Regions from separate parts of the Homo sapiens genome. Here region 1 is linked to region 2. Evidence: chromatin loops called from intact Hi-C (ENCODE). Cell type or tissue: mesothelial cell of epicardium. All regions are shown on one strand.

Evidence for each region. A loop is a pair of places that touch in the nucleus more often than their neighbours do. Peaks named below come from ENCODE experiments on the same cell type or tissue, not always from the same donor. Only the 100,000 strongest peaks of a DNase experiment are listed, where the experiment ranks them.
Region 1: it touches region 2 in a loop (11-fold over the local background); 2 of 110 quality-filtered maps call a loop at or near these places.

Annotation. Positions count from the first base shown.
Region 1 is chr18:55,242,057-55,247,056 of GRCh38, forward strand. All of the region lies in intron 15 of TCF4 (transcription factor 4), which reads right to left. Among named protein-coding and RNA genes, the nearest start is that of LINC01929, 120 kb to the left of the region's middle. In mesothelial cell of epicardium, no CTCF peak of the experiment used is centred here; a DNase peak (open chromatin) is centred at 2,095.
Region 2 is chr18:55,762,563-55,767,562 of GRCh38, forward strand. All of the region lies in intron 2 of LOC105372130 (a long non-coding RNA gene), which reads left to right. Among named protein-coding and RNA genes, the nearest start is that of LINC01415, 17 kb to the right of the region's middle. RefSeq lists a silencer at 676-970. In mesothelial cell of epicardium, no CTCF peak of the experiment used is centred here; no DNase peak of the experiment used is centred here.

The DNA.
Region 1 (5,000 bases), 520 kb before region 2:
CCCTGCTCTGTCTGCTGGGCTAGTTTTTTCCTCCTAACTCACCAACTGCTTCTCTTTTATTAGCCTCACAGATCCCCTCACTCTCTGACCCTTCAGGGCTGAGTGGATCTCCAGAAATCTCCACTTTCTTGTCACCTCACGAGCTCACTATGCATTACAGACACCACCCTTAAAACACATTCAAGGTCATTGTTGAATGGTGCAGGGCATAAACTTCAATAAGTTTGTTTTGCTGCCATTCGTAAAGCCTATACTTGTCTCCATTTGTGGGCATCCCATCCCAAGGACAGGAACTGCACAGGTCACTGCACGGGAGTGTAATAGTACAATGTGCAGTTAGATGCTTAGCAAATGATGACACAAATGCTATGGATCTGTGAGACTATGTCTGAAATTTAATTGTTTGATATTGCCAAATATACATTTAGCATGTTTCTATCAAATAAACATTTCACTTAATTTGACAAGCGCCTTATGAAAGTGTACTATATGCAAGGCACTACATGGGCATTTGCAAGGAAAAATAAACACGTCTATGACTTTGCAGGCACTGATTTTTTTTTTTTTTTTTAAGATGGAGTGTTGCTTTGTTGCCCAGAAAGGAGTGCAGTGGCATGATCTTGGCTCACTGCAACCTCCGCCTCCCGGGTTCAAGCGATTCTCCTGCCTCAGCCTCCCCAGTAGCTGGGATTACAGGCGTGCACCTTTACGCCCAGCTAATTTTTGTATTTTTAGTAGAGACGGGGTTTCACCATGTTGGCTAGGCTGGTCTCGAACTCCTGAACTTGTGATCCTCCCGCCTTGGCTTCCCAAAGTGCTGGGATTACAGGCCTGAACCACCGCGCCTAGCCCAGGCACTGATATTTTAATGATGGGATAATATTACTATACAAGGCAAAATACGATGAATGTCATAAAGGAGTACAAGGTCATGTAGGGTTTTAAAAAATGATGAAGTCATACCCGTTTAGGAAACCAGGGACTACTTTAAGAAGAACATGACATTTTAGGCAGGTTTTGAGTGATGGGTCGAATTTTGATATAGATTATCCAAATATATTTTTAAAGAGCTGACGCTTAACACAACTAAATAATATCCCAAATTTAAGTGAAAATTTCATTTTATATCAATAAGTGGCATGATTTAGATACTGTGTATGTGTGAAGAAGCAAGCAGCTAAGGACTGTGTGTTAACATGTGTTTTCATATTGTCAGACTACATATTTCTGACAAAAAGCAGATTTTTGTAAAGCCCTTTGTAAAGCTCAATGGCTTTGCTACAAAGTGAACAACACAGGGCATTTTGGACACAAATGGTACCTCACTGTATGTGTGTATTATTGGCCCAAATGATTCACTCTTATTTAATTGCCATGAAGTCTTTCATCTCGCAGCTATACAGTAATAGTTTCCATATGACCAGTGGCTCTGCTATAAATAAGATCAAAAGCAGAAGAAAGGATTTAATAAAAGAAAATGACATTAAGAGTAGCATTAAATCAGGGGAAAAATACCTATATCCAACTCGTTTTTTGTTTGTTTGTTTGTTTGTTTTTTGAGAATAAAGCACCCAGAGTACTAGGCAGTTTCCCCAATATCTCATGAAAGGTCTTTTTGCAAGCAGTAGGTATCTGCAGAACCCATTGTGTGCACCTTAGAGTGGCAATGATTAAGTTGTGAGGGTACGTGTGAGGGGTAGAGGGCAGAGTGTCCCATTTAGAGTCAGGTTGGAGAACAGGTAATAGACCAAACGGCAAATTTCACATGGTAAAGAGTACAACTGCAATGTGTCAATGGCAAACGTTCACCCATTTCTCTGTCCTTTTCTGTTCTATTTAATGGAGAAAGACTTTTTGGTAATTCAGAGTTTCTCAGAGAATCATAACATTGCTCAATGCTAGTACATGAGTTCTGAGAAAGGAAGTTTTTTTTGGCAAAGCACAGTGACTTGATATGAAAAGCCAACTTCCCAAACAAATTTTCTTCTAGTTCTTAAAAAAAAAGTACAATGTTAATCTCTATTCCCGACTGGATAAACAGCTGCTAATAACCTCCAGCTCCCAGGGGAGGAGGCTTACTTCCTTTCATCTTCAGACTGGTGGATACCTGACGTGCACTGGCCTTTAGTGGTTCCACATGTTTTTTGCTTTGCTTTTTTTCCAGACTGCTTCGGTACGGGTCTTGCCAAGTCGGGTCTCTTTTCCCCCTTTCCCTTAGATTGCATCCAAAACCTTGGAAGATATAGTCAGTTATGGTACTGCTTATTTGAAATAGTAGTTCTTTTACTGTTGGTGTGTTTAAAGAGGAAATTCAAACACCCAAAGGAGACTAGAGCGCCTTGGGCTCTTGTATCTTGAAGCCCTGTGAGAAAAATGACCATTTTAGTTCCTTTCATACTGAGCTAATTATTCACTTGAGGGCTGGCTATGTTCAAAAATACTCAATTTCTAGTAGTATTGCTAGTGCACTTACTTATTAATACTTATAGCCGTGTCCTAAATAAAGGAGCAAACTTCAACACTTTTTCTTCTAATAGGAAGTGCCCTGCAGAAGATTCCAGAGCCAGTCGGCCTCTGAAGTCTTTCTCACTTGCTCTTAAGCACCTGCTTTAATGGTGACCTCAGTTCTATATCTCAAGGTTTAGACATTTTGCAAAACAGCTTTTTAAACAAATACCAGCTGTTTCCCATCTAGACTACAGGGGGAAAATTTTGGGCAGCTTACAGAAACATTACCCAGAGACTACCATTCTCCAATAACTTTCACACACTTTCAGCTCCAAAAGAGACCCGTCCGTGTGCAGAAGCCAGGGAGAAGGCAAATGTGAAATTAAAATGTGGAAACTCAATACCGTGGTTTTTGACAATGTGTCCAATTAACTGCTTTAAAATGAATGTGGCTATTGTATCAGGACAATGCTTCCCTAAAGATGTCATTTCACTAATATTGGACAGATCTTTTGGTTAAACTCAACTTTATAGTTCTAAGATGATTTATGGATATAGAGGAAGCTATAATTATGCACAACTGTGAATGTCAACCAAATAGGTAGAACCCTCGCATTACAGAAAATGTAATGCTACAGCTTTTTTTCAGTTCTCACTCCTAAAGCTGCTTTGCCTAAACCCTCTTCTTACTATGAACCCATTTTCAACTTCTGTTTTCTAAGCAATTAAGATACTTTTGATTTGAAAAATTTACAGCCATAATAAAAGTTAAAATAACACAACGGCCATGGAATGTGAAAAAATATAAAATGGCCAAGGCCTAATCTTGGCTTTTAAACAGTGCCAAGTTGCTCCAGTATTTTCTGTTTTGGTATGAATGACATAACTGAATTACTTCATGAGTTGCTACTTTAATTCCTAAGGGTGGAAAATTCCATGAGTTAACTTAATTTGGATGTAAAAAATATACATGAAAGCTCGCTCTTCCTGTGGACTCTCATGTGAAATATTCGAGCCAACTGCTGGAGCTGCCGTGCTGTGGAGGGGCTTTTCACCCAATGCAGCCCTGGCTGGCAAGCTGCAAGGACTGGTATCATCAGGCAGTTTTCTTACTTCCATTTAGGTGCATGAGCCTTTATTTTCTGTTTTTGGTTTTAAATCATGTTTATTATATGGCTCTGAAACGCCTTTTCTATCCTGTCTCTAATTGTTGAAATTCTATGTGGACTCGAATATGAGCTCAATGGCATCTTCTCCGGGAAGCTTTTCCTAGCGGTCTGAATTGCTCCTTAGGTCATTTCATAATTCTACCTTGCATTATAGTTAGACCCATATTTGTATTATCACTCTACCAGGATAAAAGGCCTGTAAGATCAGATACTTTCTTTTACACGTTTATGCATCCCCAAAAGCATCTGAAGCACAGCAGATGCAGAAAGAGTGAATGAACATATGTATATTTTCTAATATATACAATATATACTTTTCCCTCCAGAAAATCTGCTTTCCTGAGAAAATAAGGGTAATATTGCATTTTTTTAAATGCACAGTTGTGCCTATTCCAAATTATGGATAGTTTAAGATTATGTCCCTGTAACAGTTCATTTAAAAAATGATGATCACTGTGCTATTAAATGTGTCTGCCTGCCTTTTCCTCCACAATTTAAGAAGAAAACCATGTAAGGATGTAAGAATATGATGAGGTTATAGGGTCTATTTTAAATACACGTGTGTGTGTGTGTGTGTGTGTGTGTGTGTATCTTTTATATTTTAAAACTGGGAAAGACAAGGTTTTTGTCTTTGATTTATTTAAAATTCATGGCTCCAAGATGCTAAACACCAGAGAACTAGGATTTGTTTGTCCTAGGTGCAGAGAGAGCAGGGTTTTGAGGTAAACATCCAATGCCAGACTGTTTCAACATCATAGAGTCTGAATTTGAGTAAAATATGTATTCATGTGGAGAGAAGGGGAAATACCTAAGGTGGCCAACCATGTTCACATATGGGCATGCACAGTGTCCTCATCACTTTTCTTAGGGGCTGCTGAATAGAGCTTAAAGGATCTTACTTCTATTGCTGTTTTCAAAATCTTTTGACTTTTCTTTAAATTAATATAGAAATATCAAATGGTAAGCTCAAGGATTCTCAGCTGTTATCACTCATCCATGGCTAAAAGAATTTCTTCAAGTTCTTTTACCTTTCTGTCCTTTTTTTTTTCAGTTTTAAAAAAATAAAGTATGATATTGATAAAGTTCAAAACTTTCGGTTGAGGTTGCTAATCTGCTCTCCGAAATACTTGATAGTTGTGGAGATTAGGAGAGATGACAGAACACTAGAGAAGGCAAATATCCTAATTTAAAGAAAAACAAGATAGTAGCTATTGAAAGATGATGTTGACCACCAATAGCTTGGGTGAAATTCTGTAACAGGGTATTTAGAAAATAGTTTTGAAAGTGCTCTGAAACACAGGAATGGCCTCTCAAACTCAGTTTGGTTCCACCAGAGCAAGGCATTCTGGACAAGCCTCATTTCCTGCTTCACAGTGAGTGCTG
Region 2 (5,000 bases):
GAAGCTGGAGATAGACATCTGGGAGGCCTCTGTAGGGTAAGTGCTTGCTCGCTGAATATCAGGCCTCTTTTATCCTAAAGGAGATCTCAGGGGCTTCAGCTCTTTCTTGTTCGCCTAACTATAAACATAAGTCATTGTAGTGTTGCCCTGTAGTAAATTCCACACACTGATAGGAACCTGTTTGGGCTTTAGCTTATCTTTTTCTGCATTTGTTTTGATTTCACTATAGATTGTTAGCTACTTGAAAACACTCACTCTTTCTTAGACCACTTTTTGTCACCCTAGTTCATAGCAACCCGTATTTGGCACTGATGATGGACATGCCTGTCATATTTTGATTAAATTATTTCTTAATGAAAATTCTAATAATTATTTTAAAAGCTTGGACATTGGAGCTTTTTGGCCTAAAAAAACTCTTTATATAGAAGCGTATCTTTGGTTATTAACCTTTCCCTCCATTTTCCCTAATACACACAAATTCCTGTAAATGTCTTGCAAATTCTGCTTGGCCAAACACCATCTTAAGAGTTCAAGTGGAAGTTTAGGATCACATTTCTATTATATCTTTGGAAACTTGGGCAGTCTGGATTTGGATGCCGCAATTAATCTGATGAACATTTGATTTTTAGAAAGGTTTACTATATACTTCAGATTCAATGGTAAAACTGGAGCTCAAAGAGAGATAAGAGATCAGAGAATCACAGTGGAAAGAAAAAAAAATTACACACACACAAAACCAAACCTCAGAGGAGAGGCTTAGCCTGGTGTGTCATCACATTTGTCTTGCAGAAATGAATGGTTTAATAGATCCTAGAACTCGGGTCAGCAGGATCCACCTGCTGATGGAGCTCTGGCTGTTCTAGGGTGGGCCAGAGTGGGTGAGACACCTGCTCATTTAAGTTCCAAAGGTTTCCTGAGTCATATTACAAACACATTCCTGAAGAATTGCATTGAGCTGCTTTTAAAGCAGTTTATATCACTGCAGTAATGGGTAAACTAGCTATTTTGACACATTGTAAAAGAATGTTTTTGAAAAGAGAAACACTAGTGGTGAAAACAGAAAAATGATTGAGGGACGTTGCATTGTAGCTGCACTCAGTGTTGATGTAGGTGTTTAAACAGCCAGTTCCCAACTCACTATTTAAATACCTATATTCTGAATTAGTTATTCACCAGGGAGAGATGTTGAAGAGAAGCAAAAATGATACAATTAAGTTACAAATATAGGAGATACAGTCCAAAATATCCCAACTGTCCTCTTTTTCTTCTTTAACGAGTGTCATTATATTTTGATGTGTTTAATAATACGGCAGAGGTTAAATGAAACATGAAAAAGGGATGTACATTAAAATTGAGATAACTCTTCCTTCAGTGAAGTGGAACCCAGCAGATGTAGCAGCACACTGTAATTGCTGCCTGTTTCCTGTCAGTCTGATTAAGTTGCATTGTCCCAGCTCCAAGTGTAAGAATCAGTGGCTTCCCATAGGGCACAGCATGGGATGACGGGCTGAGACAGAGGCATAACTACATGCACTCCTGCTTCTCCTGGTAATAGTGTAGACATACAATATACATTGATGACATATAAAGTCAATAGGCTGTGTAGTGCATTAGGAGCACACGATAATCTATCTTCTTGGAGTTCCATCCCAGGAAAGCCAAATCCACAATAACACCCTGAAATCTAAGGCTCAGTGGACTAACCTACTAGGTCCAGAGTCAGTGACTTGAACATTCATTTTTTTAAAGAAACACATAGATTTAAATGTAATCTAAATTTGGCCAGAGCTGAAGCCTGCCTATTGCTTTTCATTCCCCCGCTCCGCCCCACACACTAACTGTGTACTGTGTTTTCTAAACCAGCCAGTCAATCGACAAGTATTTATTGGGCACAAAAAGAAGTCCAACATTGTGCTCGGATTTGTAGGGGATAGATACCAGACAGTTTATGATCCACTTGGGAAGACAACACTAACGTAACATGAAACAGTTAGAGCGCTATTAAGAGATACACTGTGTGAGCCAGAGTTCAGGGAAGGGACAGCTTGGTGTAGCCTGGAGTCCTGTGAAAGGGGCTTCTTGTGGGTGGAGCTTGAACTAGGCCTTGAAGAATAGCCAGAGTTTACATAAGGGATGGGGGAGAGGGAAGCTCTCCCCCAAGCTGTGAAATCATGATGACTAAAACTGTCCAGGTTGAAAAAAGCTTGGGAGACCTTAAAGAAGTAGGTCTAACTGTAGTGGCTGATATACGAATAAAGTTAAATAAGGATTTATTGTGAGAAATTCCAATAAAGGTACCACCCTGCAGTGATCTTTCACCTTGTAGAAAAAGAAATACAATAATGATAGCTATCAGTAGAAGCTCTCCATTGATTTAGTCTCACTGACAAAGTCTCTGAGGAGGAAGGCAAAGTGCATTTTTGTATTTAATTTAAGAAAAGGCATTGGTGGCCAGGCACTGTTCACGCCTGTAATCCCAGCACTTTGGGAGGCCGAGGCAGGCGGATCATGAGGTCAGGAGTTCGAGACCAGCCTGACCAACATGGTGAAACCACATCTTTACTAAAAATACAAAAATTAGCCGGGCGTGGTGGCATGCGCCTGTAATCTCAGCTGCTCAGGAGGCTGAGGCAGGAGAATCACTTGAACACAGGAGGTGCAGATTGCAGTGAGCCGAGATCATGCCATTGCACTCCAGCCTGGGTGACAGAGTGAGACTCTGTCTCAAAAAAATAAAAATAAACAAATAAATAAATAAAAGGCATTGGTGGCAATGCAAGGGGTTGAAAAGTAGGAAGAAAGTAATCATTTGATTTGGATATTTGGTTCATATGAACTGATCTATTTTTTTTTCTGATTGTGTTAGAGAGATGTGTTGATCTCATGTACATAGAGCCAACACTGACATACAGCGAGTAAATCAAAATATGCTATCTCACGTGACTGTAAACACTTTGGACTCCTCACCTAAAAGAGGATATAAGGATATTTAGTTCTCAAACCTGCCGTCAGTGTGCTTCCTTAGTAAGGCTGGGAGAGGAGGTAAAAACTATATGTAAATGATTCTAATACCATCTAGATAGGACTAAGAGGACAGTGACTAAGGAAATTCAGAGGAGAGAGATGACTTCCAGCTACCAGCAATCAGTGCATACAATTTCTTGTCTGCATGTTTAAGTTTGACTTCGAGCTCACGTCTTTAGACAGTATGCTTTAGTTGGGGGCCCTGCAATCAATTCCTGGATGTCAATGGAGATTCGACTTACTAACTTGAAATCTAATGAGAAAATTTTAGGTCTTGGATAAAGAAAAAAAAAATCAGCCATTCAATTGATTATTAAGGCTGTGTAATACCTTGAAATAACTTTGAAATAATCGTGGTCCTTTAGATGTCTAGAAAAGAAATACTTCCTTTGACTTGTTGTAGACGCGAAGTGACTGAATTGAAATTGAATTAAGTAGAGTCATGTGTATAGAAGCTCAGATGGAAGGGGGCCAGGCTGATTTAGATATGCTTAATGCTGACAACCAGTTTCCCTGAGTCTCACTGTTTTTCCAGCTCATCCTCCTCCAGTGTGACTGGAGGAATTCCAGGGACTCTTCATTAATTTCCAACTTTGCACTCTCAAGAGAGTTCACCTGTGCTTGCGAATGCAATGCCACTGGCTTCCATGTGGCACCAGCATTTCTCCTTGTGCTTAGCGCTTGGCACTGACCTTGTGGTCCTCTTTCTTCAGCATGCTGCTCGTAAGTGGCTTGATCTGATGGCCATGGTCAGCTGACAGGATCAGAGTATTAGTCCGTTCTCACGCTGCTTATAAAAACATCCCCAGGACTGGGTAATTTATAAAGGAAAGAGGTTTAATTGACTCACAGTTAGGTTAGGCATGGCTGGGGAAGCCTCAGGAAACTTACAATCATGACAGAAGGGGAAGCAAACATGTCCTTCTTCCCATGGTGGCAGAAGAGAGAAGTGCCGAGCAAAAGGACCAACATGATGTGACTTTACTCTTTCTTTAGTGGAATGTACCTTTCTAAGTTATACTAGGTCCTTCTTAAATAGATGCATGACAGAACAAAAGACTCTACTGTCCATATAAATCATACCTGCTGTTTTTAAAATCATGCTGTCTTCTTACATGAAGTAAGGCTAACATTTATTAGGAGAGTCTAGGTATCTGAAACTTCACTTGCTTAAGAGAAAAACACAAAAGCATAATAAAAAGCGATGATGCTTTGTGTATGTAGCAGTGTTGACACTTTTTGCATTATCTATGAAGCATGTTGAGCATTATTTTATTCTTTTGGATAATTCAGTATCATTGATGTAACTACCTTATGACTCCATTCTCACCACTGAAAAAGTGTGGGTGATGTGAAAGTGTTGGAAATCTGGGGGAAAAGATGACAACATGCTGGGACCATAATCATGAAGAGCCTTGGTATCTTAGACTTTAGGAAAATAAATGTTAAAAAGTGAAAGAAACAATAAATACTATGCCTTGGCCAAAGTTTCTAAAAGAGGGATTATTAACAGGCAAGTGGATCTTAAAAGGGAAATCCTGATGATAAGTAAAAATTGCTTTAAATGAAAAGTTGAGAGCCTTTAAAGACAGAAAGTGAGGTCATTTTGAGATCAGCTGGAGTCATGAAGACCTGGATGAAGTTCTCGCTTTCTCTTCTACTCCTGAGGTTACCGTAGTGCAGGGTTTCTCAGGCATGGTCCTAGTGACATTTGGGCCAGATAATTCTTTGTTGTGGGTGGCTTTCCTATGCATTATAGGATTAGCAACATCATTGGCGTCTATCCACTACAGGCCAGAAGCACCCCACTCCCCAGTTACAATAAACAAAAACATCTCCGAACATTGCCAAATGTCTTTTAAGAGGTGGGGGACAAAAACCACCTGGTTGAGAATCACCACTTTATGCAAATTACTAAAAAAAATGTATTTTTAAATACAGAACTATTCTTCAGCAATCGTGCTTAAAACTAGAGC